Linked DNA regions of Homo sapiens: region 2 is linked to region 1. A link is a contact called in ENCODE Hi-C or POLR2A ChIA-PET data. All regions are on one chromosome and are shown on one strand. The core of a region is the stretch at or near the end of the contact, and the rest is flanking DNA. Distances in the headings are between cores, read along the strand shown. Region 1 has its middle 550 kb from the start of LINC02630. Region 2 has its middle 590 kb from the start of LINC02630.

Region 1 (6,806 bases), core at 1,062-3,561:
TTCTCTTTTTCAGATTTCTCTCCTCCTTATAGAAATAAAACCATGTTTTTTTCTCCACCAATATGTTAGATATATTTATTCCAAATAGTATCATATGTATAGTATATATAGTTACATACATACATAAATATATATTTTTTTCTTAGTGCAAAGTCATTGTTTCTTTGAGCCTAAAAAGCCATAAAAGTTGGCCGGGGGCAATGGCTCACGCCTGTAATCCCAACACTTTGGGAGGCCGAGGCGGGTGGATCACGAGGTCAGGAAATCGAGACCATCCTGGCTAACACGGTGAGACCCCATCTCTACTAAAAATACAAAACATTAGCCGGGCATGGTGGCGAGCACCTGTAGTCCCAGCTACTCGGGAGGCTGAGGCAGGAGAATGGCGTGAACCCAGGAGGCAGAGCTTGCAGTGAGTGGAGATCGCACCACTGCACTCTAGCCTGGGCGACAGAGTGAAACTACGTCTCAAAAAAAAAGCCATAAAAGTACACATGGCACAAACACACACACAGTGACAGTCTGGAGGTTTGGGGATGAGCTACCAACTCGATTTTTAAAAATATTTTCTTATATTGAGGTGTACTTTCTTTTCAATACCATTCATCTTCCCACAATCTCCCCCTTCAATCATTTGGGGAAAATATGAGCCTTTGAGAATTTAAAACCCCTATTTCGCAGGCAATTTTCTTTGTGTGCTTTGTCTTCTGACCACATTCTCTGTAACTCTGTCAGTTGATAGCAATCAGTATTTAGGATACATTAAGAGCATGGCAGAACCAATAATTTTTTTTCTTTTGCAGTTGAATTGGAAATTCATGCTTTTAATTGTGTTTTCAGAGATAACTTGAGGTTTTGCGTTTTGGGGGTTTTGATTGTTCCTTAAAAGAAGGGGGTGGATATTTTAGAGCAAGAGTTACTTTTGTTTTCACAAAAGACACAAATCTTATTTCATTGCTTTGTTTTTCCCCCAGGAGTTAGGTTAAAGGTTATCTCCCTAAAAACTTCAGACTGGTCATTTGGCTCCGTGCTAAGTAAATAACTTTGTTCTGAGGTCTTAACTTAGTTTAGGTAAACCCAGCAGCAGTTAGGGCTCTGGTGTTTTCATGTGCATAAACTGCACCTCAGAGGAAGTTAATGCATAGTATTGCTGGAATCTGTGGAAAATCTGACTTTTTAATTCTCTATATGTATAACGTGCTTGTTAGGCCATTTAGCTGAAAACGCATCAGCAGAGCTCAAAATAGAAATACGTATATCTAATTATGTGCATAAACAATAAGCCAAGATTGCAACATCTGGTACTTTTGCAATCATGAATACCTGGCTTTAGGCTTCCCAGCATGGGGGATCGTTTTGGTCAAGGGCACAATGACACTCCCTGGGTTCGGATAATAGGGGTGTGAAAGGAGATGCAAATAGGCCTGTTCATTCCCGTCATCGGGACTCCAGAGGCTGATTTTCTAGTTCATGGTTTTATCCTCGTTTTTTTTTTCTTCCTATCTTTAGTACAATGAACTTCTGTATTTTTTCATTGCTTGTCTTTCTAAACCAAGTTGGTGTTGAGGGGGTGGTGTAGTGACCCTTTCATATTATAATTCTTTGTTTTTTGGGGTTATTTATGTTTCTTGTCAATGTTTACCTTCTCCCTCTAATTATTCCTTTGCAGGATCATGCATTTATAAGGCTGGACAGGAATTTAAGGGGCCACCTTGGGAAAAAGAACTGAACGTGTGCTGAGCAGCTACCATGAGCTGGGGCTCTTTCACCTGCTCTCTGGGTGAACTCCCAGCCCTCAAGTCTTTGGACTTGGACAATCTGTAGCTGGAAAGAAACACAACCACAGTCCAACCCATTCTTCAGTTATATTCAAGAGGCCAAGCAAGGTGAAATCATTTACCCACGTTTCTATACCTTCTTTGCTGGTGCTAAGTGGGGATGGAGAGTGAAACCAAAAACTAAAGCCATGATAAGAACAATAAAGACAAACTGTTCCTCTGAAAGAACAAACGTTTTTGTAATCGCAGACACATTTCTTTAGCTGCTGTATAAGCCAAATACTGTTTTTCCTCTCAATAGACATTTGACAGTTGTTCTTACATAGATGTCCATGCATGTTGTTTCGTCAAATATCCACATAGAATCTGCCACAGCGCTGTGTTCCCACACCCCAACACACACAGTCCAGTGTGTTTGGTATTAGAATTCTTCGAACTGTGGGCTAAGGACATTGTTTGGAATGATTTGGATTCCAATCGGTGTTCTGCCCACTGGACGAGACTGCTCTGAGACAGTGTGGGAGGTGAGCCCAATATCAGACAGTGAGAAAGCCACTCACGTCTGGCCTCTGCTTGGTGAGCTAGAGGAAGCTGCGTAAGTGAGTGGGAAGAAATAATGAATTGCTTGCAGGAAAGTATGTGAGAATCCACTGAACAAGAGGCGGTGCTAATCAACACAGGGACTCTGACACTGTTTTAAAACAGATGCTTCCAGACTCCGAGAGGAAGGAGGGAGGACAGAATGTCTTAAATTTCTTTCGAGCCCTTCTGTTTTCTAAACAATGAAATAAAATAAAAAAAAAAAAGAATGTGGGTAAAATAGCTTCCACCCACATGATACCATAGACATAGCAATACTATATTTCCTAGTGTTATTTTGGATTAATAAACTCTCTTCTACTGTAAATTGTTTATAATTTTGTCCTCATTTTTTTCTAAACTATCCATAAAATTTCCATTTCTCTTAATTCAAGATTCAACTAACCAGTCTAGAAGAATTTCTCCAACATTTCAAGTTGTCTTTGACCACAATTTCCTTTTGACACTTAAACATATGTACTCTCTTTTTAAAAAATGCCTTTTTTTCTTATCTCTGTCTATCCCTCTAAACCCTCCTAAATAAATAATTTGGGGGTACATTGTACTTATTTTTTTCCTTTTAGCTACACCTGCTGAAATGGGATAAATTTTACTTCTCCTATTGCACTTTCTTTCTTTCTTTCTTTCTTTTTTTTTTTTTTTTTTTTGAGATGGAGTCTCTCTCTGTCGCCCAGGCTGGAGTGCAGTGGCGTGATCTTGGCTCGCTGAATGCTTTGCCTCCCAGGTTCACTCCATTCTCCTGCCTCAGCCTCCCTAGTAGCTGGGACTACAGGCGCCTGCCATTACGCCCGGCTAATTTTTTGTATTTTTTTTAGTAGAGACAGGGTTTCACCATGGTAGCCAGGATGGTCTTGATCTCCTGACCTTGTGATCCACCCGTCTCGGCTGAGATTACAGGCATGAGCCACCGCGCCCGGCCTGCACTTTCATTTTAAAATATGTTAGTGATTTGAGATCTGTGTTCATATTTATCTCTACATCTAGGTTGTAATAACCTTGAGGGCAAATGCCTCGACAGACCTTAATCCCCTGCATTTCTGTACCCAAGACTGCATGCAGTGCCTCTGTGTAATATCATGGCAGTGTATGTTGCAGACCAGATGAGGTCTTGGTTAATTAAATATTTTCATATGAGTAACTCATCTTTTCAGTGAGATCATAAACTCTGCAAGAGCTGTGCACTTGACTCCCTCTGGTACTTGACAAATGGTAGGTATTTAAGCGAAACATGAATCAGTTGAAATAAGACAGTGGGTAAGAATCTGTGTGGAACATATGCTAGCATCCTGCTATTCCTACACATTAGTACCATATGTACTACTTGCTAGATGCTGCCTTAAGTAGTTTTCAGGCATTACCTGATTTGTTTCTCCTACCCTAAAGTATAGGTATAATTACTATTCCTATTGATAAGCAACAAAATTAAGGCACAGTAAGGTAAGCAAATTGCCCAAGTTCATATTACTCAGAACTAGTAGAACTGGTATCTCACCCAAGTTTTCTTTCTCCAAGATCAAGCCATTATTCAGTAATACTCTAAGTCAGGGGTCCCCAACCCTGGACAAGGAAGGGCCTGTTAAGAAGCAGGCTGCATAGCAGGAGGTGAGTGGCAGCCAAGGGATCAAAGCTTCATCTGTATTTTACAGTTGGTCCCCATTGGTCGAATTACTGCCTGAGCTCTGCCTCCTGTCAGACCAGTGGCAGCATTAGATTCTCATAGGAACATGAGCCCTATTGTGAACTGCACATGTGAGGGATCTAGGCTGCATGCTCCTTATGAGAATCTAATGCCTAATGATCTGTCACTGTCTCCCATCACCTCCAGATGGGACCATCTAGTTGCAGGAAAACAAGCTCAGGGCTCCTACCTATTCTACATTATGGTGAGTTGTGAAATTATTTAATTATTTATTACAATGTAATAATAATAGAAATAAAGTGCAAAATAAATGTAATATGCTCAAATCATCCCAAAACCATCCCCCGCCCATGGATGGAAAAATTATCTTCCACAAAACCAGTCCCTGGTGCCAAAAAGTTTGGGGACTGCTGCTCTAAATAATTTATGCCCTATATTACTTGATAATAAATATTTATTTTTTCATTAAGTTAAAATCTGCAGACAAATATTCTTCCTCTTTAGGACATAGTTGTGTGAGTTTGGACAAACGCATACACTCATGTGATCATCAAAAAATGAAGATAAACAATAGTTTATCAACAAAAAAAAAACCCCAGGTTGCTTTAAAGTCAACACTTCCCTGGCAACCACTGATCTTTTCTCTATACTTATGGTTTTGCATATTTCAAAACTGAATTATATAATATGTGGTCTTTTGAATCTGACATACTTCACTTACAGTAATCACTTCAGAATTCATCCATGTTGTGGCTTGTATCAGTAGTTTATTCCTTTTGTTGCTGAATTCCATTGTGTGGATATATCACAGCTTCTGCAGTCACCGGCTGATGCGTGACTGAGTCGTTTCCAGTTTTTGTTGATTCTGAATCAAGCCAATTTAAAGATTCGCATACAAGTATTTGTGTTAACATAAGTTTTTATTTTAGTTGGAATGATACCTAGGAGAAAGGTTGCTGGGTCATGTGATAATTATATGTTTAGCTTTCTGAGAACTTCCCAATTCTTTTGTGAACTTGCTGTACCATTTTGCATTTTTACCAGAAATATATGTCTCCATTGTCTCCAAATCCTAACTGGTATTTGGTACTGTCATTTTTTTTTTTAGTTTATCCTTTTGAATAATTTTATAATTTTAGATTTTCCATTTAAATTTATAATTCACTTTGAATTTTATTAATTTTAAAAATGCAATGCATCAAATTATTTGCTTGTTTTGCATATGAATTTTCAATTGTTCTAGCACTGTTTGTTAAAAAGATTATACTTTCTCCATTTAATAGTCTTTTACCTTTGTCAAAAATCAATTGACCATAGATGTGTGAGTGTTTTTCTGTACATTCTATTCCAGGGGCAGCAAGCTATTTTTTTTTTTCCTTTTGTAAAAGGTCCAGAAAATAAATATTTTAGGCTTTGTGGACCACATAATGTTTGTTTGTAACTACTTAATTCTCTTTACCACAAAAGCAGCTATAGAAAATATACAATTGAATAAGTGCACCTGTGTTGCTAGGCTGAATTTGGCCCCAGGAGCTATGGTTTGCTGATCCTGGCTCTATTATATTCCATTTATTTATATGTCCACTCTTAGGCTAATACCATGCCTTTTAGATTGGTGTAGTTCTGTAATAAGTCTTGAGATTAGGTATAACAAATCCTCCAACTTTGTTACAATTTTTTTTGACTATTTGCCTTTCTACATAAATTTTACACACAGCCTGTTGATTTCTACAACAAATCCTGCTGGGATTTTAATTGGAATTGTGTTGAATCTATAAATCAATTTAGAGACAATTAATATCTCAGCAAATTTGAGTTTGAATTCTTCCAACTAATAAGCATGATATATCTCTCTTTTTAATTTTTTTCATCTTTATTGATTTCTTTCATTAGTGTTTTATAGTTTTCAGTGCATATACTTTGAACATATTTTGTTAGATTTATACCTAATTTTTTTGTGTGTAATTTTAAAATTTTCATTTTCAATTGTTCATTGCTAGCAGATATAAATGTGATTTAGATTTGCATATTGACCCTATTTCATGTGACCTGGTAAGTTTGCACAATAGTTCTCATAGCTTGTTTATAGATTTTTTAGAATGTTCTACATAATTATGTCATATGAAAATTGTTTTAATTTTACTTATTTATTCTATATTCATTTTATTATTTTTGTTTGTTTGTTTGTTTTGAGACAGAGTCTTGCTCTGTGACCCGGGCTGGAGTGCAGTGGTGCAATCTCTGCTCACTGCAAGCTCCGCCTCCAGGGTTCACACCATTCTCCTGCCTCAGACTCCTGAGTAGCTGGGACTACAGGCGCCCACCACCATGCCCAGCTAATTTTTTGTGTTTTTAGTAGAGACAGGGTTTCACCATGTTAGCCAGGATGGTCTCGATCTCCTGACCTCGTGATCCGCCTGCCTCAGCCTCCCAAAGTGCTGGGATTACAAATGTGAGCCACCATGCCCAGCTTATTTTATAAGTTTTTTTATTGCACTGGCTAAGACCTTCAACATGATGTTAATGGGAGTAGTAAGAGTGGACAGCTTTATCTTCTTAATCTTAGGGAGAAAGAATTCAGTCTTCCACCATGCAGTATGATGTTAGCTATAACTTTTTTTGTAGACTCATTTTTTCTTAAGGAAGTATTCTTCTATTTCCAGATTGTTAAAGAGTTTTTATCATGGATACATGCTGAACTCTGTCAAGTATTTTTTCTATATCTATGTGGATGCTCACATGTTTTTCCTTCTTCATTAGGTTGATAAGACGAATTACATTAATTTTTA
Region 2 (6,847 bases), core at 3,087-5,586, 42 kb after region 1:
ATCAATGAGTATTTGGATTGTTTTGGGTATTATTAAGTAATGCTGCTATTAACATGGGTATACAGATATCTGCCCAAGTCTCTGCTTTCAATTCTTTGAGGCACGTGCTCAGCAGTGGCATTTCCAAGTCACGTGATAATTCTATATTTAGTGTTTTGAGGGATAGCCTTACTGTTTTCCACAGCAGCTGCACCATTTTACACTCCACCACCTATGTAGAGGATTCACATTTCTCCAATCTGCACCAATATTTATTTTCTGTTTTTTCGTTTGTTTGGTTGTTAGTTTTTTAATCACAGCCATGCTAATGGGTGTGAAGCGGTATCTCATTGTCATTCTGACTTGCATTTCCCTAAGACCAATTTGTTTCCGAACCAGGACAATTTTCAGCTCCCACCCTACCACTACTTTCCCCACTCCTGCACCCTCATTTCCTTGCTTTTTTTTTTTTTTTTTTTTTTGAGATGGATTCTCACTCTGTCGCCAAGGCTGGAGTCCAGTGGTGCGATTTCAACTCACTGCAACCTCCACCTCCTGGGTTCAAGCAATTCTTCTGTCTCCAAGCAATTCTCCTGTCTCAGGCTCCAGAGTAGCTAGGATTACAGGCGCACATCACCATGACTGTCTAATTTTTGTATTTTTAGTAGAGACAGGGTTTCACCATATGCCAGGCTGGTCTGTAACTCCTGACCCACCCGCCTCGGCCTCCCAAAGTGCTGAGATTATAGGCGTGAGCCACCGCGCCTGGCCTTCCTTCCTCTTTTAAATAAGTGGTAGCTGAAAGAGTCTAGACTCTTGAGTACATTTCCCGACTAGTCTCTGACTTTTTCACAAGAAAGTCATTGTATGGCCACTCAAAGAAAACATTTTGATTATTCATATAATTTCACAGTGCCTGTGATAGCTCTGCTCAGCCCCTTTTTCTGAGGTGTGACATGCCATCTGTCAAAGTGAGAACAGGAACCCTCCTTTCCTTCAAGCTGTTGTCCTGCACACAGAACAAGTGAAAGATACTGGAAAACCCTCTGTTGGATTCTAAAGTTCTTTTGACCTTAGCTTGAAAATAAAAAAGAATCAGGAAATATTTTCTTGCTGGGTTGGAGCCAATGACTCTTGGCCAGAAATAACTGTGTAGAGTTCCTCTCGGCTGGACCCATGAGGCCAGGCCTTCAGGGGAGGTCCTGGAGTAGGGGAGCATGGTGAGACCAGCGCCTCTCATCTGAGTGCATCCACTTGGAGGAGATCTAGGGGAGGCTAGCTCCTTGAACTGAATCCTGTTTAGAGGAGGGGACCCAACTTGGGGAGAATTTTCTCTCCAAGCCCAGTGGGCAAGGCCTAGGAGCCGTAGCCTTCCTATCAGTTTATCCGAAAACCCTGATAGAAGTCAGCACATTTTTAAAAACACTTAAGTCCATTGTTTCCTTTTTGAGGGAGAAAAAAGTGCTAAAGAATGTTAAGCTCTTCTAGCAGCACTCTTACTCATAGCCAGATTGAATTTCTTTTTCCTTCATGGATTCCCTGAGGCATCATTATAATGAAAAAGTAGGCATCAGAAAAACACTTACCGGGTTGTGTCTGGAGAAAAAGTCACTTTTGGGACAACCCGTGTAAAAAATCTCTACACATTTTATTCTAATTACAGGTCTGCAAACCATTCTCATCTCCAGTGGATATTAGTGAACTACTGCCCCCTTGAAGGTCATGACCTTGGGCAACAGTAAGGGTTTGCCATCAAAAACAAGACTAAAATAACACTGATGGCTGCTTTCAGGAGGTCTGAGATGAGAGCTAGAGTTCTCCTCCCTAGGGCCCCTACATGGATTTACTCATGAGTTTACACACTTGAACTTCTCTGCCGTTTATCCTTAGGTATTGCCAGCTTCTCCCTTTTTGGCCTAGTCATTCTTTGTGTTTCTCATTCATTCCAGACTGCTCCCTTTTTTCTTTCTTCCTGTCTCAGTCAGCACAGGAGATAAAGGTTAACAGCGTTTTGAGTGTGACCTGTGAGGGAAATTGCTATTGTTTAATTCCAGTTTCTTGCCATGGAGTTATTTACTTATCTTTCTATTAAATCCTCATAGCATGTTACTCCTTTTTCTTATGTTTTCACACAATGCCCTTTATTTCAACTGATTACTTGTTTTGATTTTCCTTAGCCTATCTTATTTTTGCATTTCCTAAGAGTCTTCCTGTGGCAGCACATTTCATAACCACTATTTGATTTGTAAATTTATCTTTGTGGACCATCTTCCACTCCCAGATGATTACATGAACAAGTAGCTTGGTTGTAGACTTGTTCTTTAGAATACAGTGCCTTAGATTAAGATGAGAACTGGGCCGGGTGTGGTGGCTCACGCCTGTAATCCCAGCACTTTGTGAGGCCAAGGCGGGTGGATCACGAGGTTAGGAGATCAAGACCATCCTGGCTAACATGGTGAAACCCTGTCTCTACTAAAAATACAAAACATTAGCCGGGCATGGTGGCGGGTGCCAGAAGTCCCAGCTACTCAGGAGGCTGAGGCAGGAGAATGGCGTGAACCCGAGAGGCGGAGCTTGCAGTGAGCCGAGATCTCACCACTGCACTCCAGCCTGGGCGACAGAGCAAGACTCTGTCTCAAAAAAAAAAAAAAAAAAAATGAGAACTGAACTGAGATGAAGACTTCTTTAACATAGTGCCATCTGGGAAAGGACCAGCATCTATGGGAATCAACTTTGACAGATGCAATGAGGTTTTGGGGGACATCACTATGATTCATAATATGGTCATGTAATTGCTGGACAATGACATATTTTATTTTAGAACACTTTTAATTTTTCAATGAACTTCCTTTTAGATTTAGAGTTTGGTTTTTAGACCAACTCTGTGTGGTAGCTACAATAGGTCCAAACATTCTCATTTCCTAGATAAAGACACTGAATATAAAGATATAAGTGCACGTCCTCTATATGGGCACCTGTTATATTGTCTCACACATAGTTAAGGGTTTATTCATTTATCAACAAACATCTATTTAGTTTCTATTGCCATATCAGGTACATTGGTAGGTGTCGGCGATAAAAAGAACAATACAGACAACAATAAAAAAATCACCTAATCGAAAGTGATCGATCAGTCTATTAGGGAATTAATAACAATAATGGTATCGTAAGCATGTGTTTCAAACTCTTATTAATTTCATTGGTAGTGGAATAATGTGTCTGTTTAGCAAAATCCTACAGATTTTGTTATTAGGTAACAACTCATAGCAAAAACCCACATGGAAAGCTGAGAGAACAGTAGGCAGAATTATTTTATTTGCTCTGTATGACTTTCAAAGACCTATGAAACTGATTATTTAAACAAATTCTAAAAGAGCATGTTCTGAAAGCCTGAAATACTTGTTAGAATGAATTATTCTTTCTCCTTCTAATGGACAAAGCAGGCCCTAAACAGGAGAATGCTAGTATTCTTCTTTGCTCTACTGTCTCAGGTCCCTGGGGAGGGGAGTTCCCAGTTATACACAGCACTCCCTCCACACATGTAAGATGCATTTAGTTCTTATGTCAGAGCCCCCACTCTCCTACCTGCCATCTGGGCTGTCCTGTGTACTTACAGCCGTTTGTCACTCATCTCATATCTTTCCAATAGTGAATTTTTAAGTGGGGAATGGAGTCCAGGAAGAACACCATGAAGCTCAACAAGGGAGGAAGAGGGTCTGGATGATATCATCATTATGTCTCGATCTCCCTCAGTCTACCATACAACTCCTGCCGAGGCTTCTAGAATATTCTGTTACTTCAGCTTGTTAGCCCATGTGATACAGAGATATTGCTCACTGTCCAAATGGTCACCCATAATGGAAAGCTGAGCCATACAGAAGGGACATTGCCCACAGGGATAAAGAGGGTACATGCAGGAAAAATCATCCTTATTTTCACCACATTCCATGTTGCTCCATTTTGTTGGATTGGTTATTTTTCTTTTTCTCTGTGCTCCAAAAATTATCAGGCCTCTCATCGACCCAAAGTGGCCTAGATTTGTTCTTATTTCTTTGACTGAGTGTCTCACAAAGTGATCTGACCTTTTACAAAACCTTTTGTCACTTGTTTGAGAAAAATCAAGAGAGCTAGCTCCATCTCCTGATAAAATGCCATGCTACAATTATTTCATTGCCTGGGAAAGTGATTGAATCCCATAATAGAAGAAATAGCATCCACTTTTTAAAGAACTGGGCTGATGTTTTGAAAAGGTCAATTCTCTTCTGTGGAAAACTGCAAAAAATATCCAAATTCACATCTCACTTCACCTAGAGTCAGAACGTCTCTGCCATAAAAACCCAGACTGCAGAGCATCCAAGTCAAAGTGGGCTCAGGACCAGGAAAAATGTTACAGCTCTGCCATGAAGCCATGGTGAGCACGATTCCTGTGAGTCATTAAACCAAATAAATAATCATAATAGAACCTTCTGTAGCTGTTCTCTAGTAGAACTTGCTTTATTTTTCAGTCCACTTCTATATAAGTTTGTAACTTCTTTTCATATCTGTTGTTTGAGGTAGGTAGAATAGATATGGGGATAGTAAATTGCAAGTTTCCAGACAAGGAAACTGAGCTGATTTGCATAAAATTCAATGTTCAGCTCATAGCAGGACCAGGATCACTACTTTCTTTGCAGGCAGTGTGTGTGTGTGTGTGTGTGTGTGTGTGTGTTTTCCACTTAGACCAGTTGGAGCCAGAAGCTGACATATGCCAAACTGCTGTCCCTTTTGGTAACTATACGAAGTTGTCTTGGCTTTGTGTTCCAGAATCATTAACAAACACTTCTATGCTTTTCTACTTGAAACTATAATTGTCAGTAAATAATTCAAAATATATCCAAAATTAAGATAAATATACTGATTTTTGATATTTAATACTTACCCTCTCCAATTATACAATTAATGCATCAGGAGAAAGAATTGCCATGTCTGAACCCCTGAAGTCATATGATACACTTAGACATCACAGTGACCTTCCACTTTTGGAATGTATGACTGGTCCATAAATTTAATTTTGAAGGAACTCAACATAGGAAAATATGTTGCTTTGTAAATGCATTATCTCGCTGTTAAAATACATCAAATAGCTTTTCTGTCATTCAGGTTTGTATGTGACTTCCAATTTTTAAATTTTATTGTGATAATAATGAATTTGTAATATTTTATTCCTGATTGCAGGGGAAGCTTAGAAAGGATGCCATGTCTTTACTGATTGATTAAGGCTGGTTTAAAGAAATCAAATATGTACCAAAATGATGAAATTTTCTTCACCTAAAAAGTCATCACTTTCAAAGCAAATATCCAGCTTCTCCTTCCTCTGTCTAATTGCCAGCCGCTAACCCCCTCCCCCATATCTTATTTTCCTTGATAACAGAAAAAGAGTGGAACCTTTAAAGAGTGTTTTAAACTGTATAACTGGCAGTACCGCTGTGCACTTTGTGCGCTTGGGCTGCCTTCTGACCCTCCACAGCTGAAAAATTATTTCTCCCTCATACTCTATGCCTCAGCAAAGCTCCATTCTCTCTGACTTGCCGGTTCTGGCACTGTCCAAGCACATTAGACCTGGTTGTCCCGCACTCTACCTTGAAATAGAAATTCTCATAGAGGATGATTTTTCACTTCTGGTACCTGCCTGTAGGCATTTCTCACCACGCCTACATAGAACTACTCAAAGGAAAGGATATGTGTGGTGTGCGTATGTTGTGTTTTCTCTCTTTAATGGCATGGATGAAAAGAAGAGGATTTGCAGTATATTAGCACTGTTGGCGTCCAGATGGCTGCTATAAAAATAAAGACATGGCTGAGAATCAACAGAAAACTTCCATCCCATCAAGACGTCAACACTACCAGCACTGTCTGTGCTACTGAGTGCTTGCTGCAGCCACACCTACTAATGGACAAAGATGAGAAGTTGTGAGTGGGATTTTTGAGTCATCAGCTAGTTGATGATGGATTTAATGAGTCAGTGCAAACAAATCACTTTGGATTTTAATATGTACTGCTTTCAGCTTACATATCCTTGAGATATTGTTAGTCTCTGCCTGCTAAGAGATTCCAGTGGCCACAAAATCCATCTTTTTTTTCATATTTTCACTGCTGGAGTTGAGTCTCCACTCTCAGTTCCATTAACACTCGTCCTTTTGTTTGAAATAATCCCCTGCTTTTTGCTTCTTGCCTACCTTGTTCCACGTTAGGGCCTTCAGGAGTCAGAAATTTGTGTGATATAGGGGAGCGGGAGCCCCTGTATTCTGCATATTTTCATGGTTGTCCTAGTGTGAAATCTTCATTGGCTAACTTGTGTGGTTTGCTTTGAATGTAAATTTCATAAACTTGTGTGTGTACATTGTTTGAAATACATTAAAATATGTTCATATCAAAGGATTTAATTTGATACTAAAATACTTTTGGAGGAAGATAGGAAAAGCATTGTTTCCATTTAAAGACAAGAAGACTAAGGCTTAGAGAATTCATGATCTTGTTCTTGAATTTTAGACTCCAAGTTCTAAGTCTATTTTTCCACATACTCACATTATTTTACTATATGTTTGTGTAATCCTGGAAAACTTACTGTTTGACTTGTTTCTTCCCAAAAGCAAGGGTGATTGGATGAAGGTCGGCCATAGGATGAAGGAAGGTGGTCCATAGGATAAGGAACAGAAAGTGGAGGCATTTAGTCTCAAATGTCTCTTAGTTACTATCAGGGAAACAATAAAATTACAAAACAGCTATCTTCAGGGAGAATATAATTAAAGGTTATATTGCCACATCGTGCTCCACAGTGGGCAAGAGGGAGAATGCATCTAATATTTCTTGAGTTTCTCCCAGGTGTCAT

The links. Hi-C counts contacts between places; a loop is a spot of excess contacts on that map. ChIA-PET counts read pairs that join two places held with the same protein, here RNA polymerase II (POLR2A). Pooled maps may share reads with other maps.
Region 2: a loop to region 1 is called in a pooled map, with 2.0 times the contacts of the local background. The contact joins two enhancer-like sites. A Hi-C loop is called at or near these places in 2 of 168 maps with a recorded cell type or tissue (MCF 10A and PC-3) and 3 of 50 pooled maps. POLR2A ChIA-PET finds 5 or more read pairs at or near these places in 2 of 52 experiments (MCF 10A and OCI-LY7).

The regions. Positions count from the first base shown.
Region 1 is chr10:36,448,225-36,455,030 of GRCh38, forward strand. No RefSeq gene overlaps it. Among named protein-coding and RNA genes, the nearest start is that of LINC02630, 550 kb to the left of the region's middle. RefSeq lists enhancers at 716-1,254, 1,255-1,793. Within about 2 kb of position 2,312, at least 4 of the 41 ENCODE cell types and tissues checked have a DNase peak (open chromatin) inside an H3K27ac peak, as active enhancers do.
Region 2 is chr10:36,488,660-36,495,506 of GRCh38, forward strand. No RefSeq gene overlaps it. Among named protein-coding and RNA genes, the nearest start is that of LINC02630, 590 kb to the left of the region's middle. RefSeq lists an enhancer at 5,216-6,415. Within about 2 kb of position 4,337, at least 3 of the 41 ENCODE cell types and tissues checked have a DNase peak (open chromatin) inside an H3K27ac peak, as active enhancers do.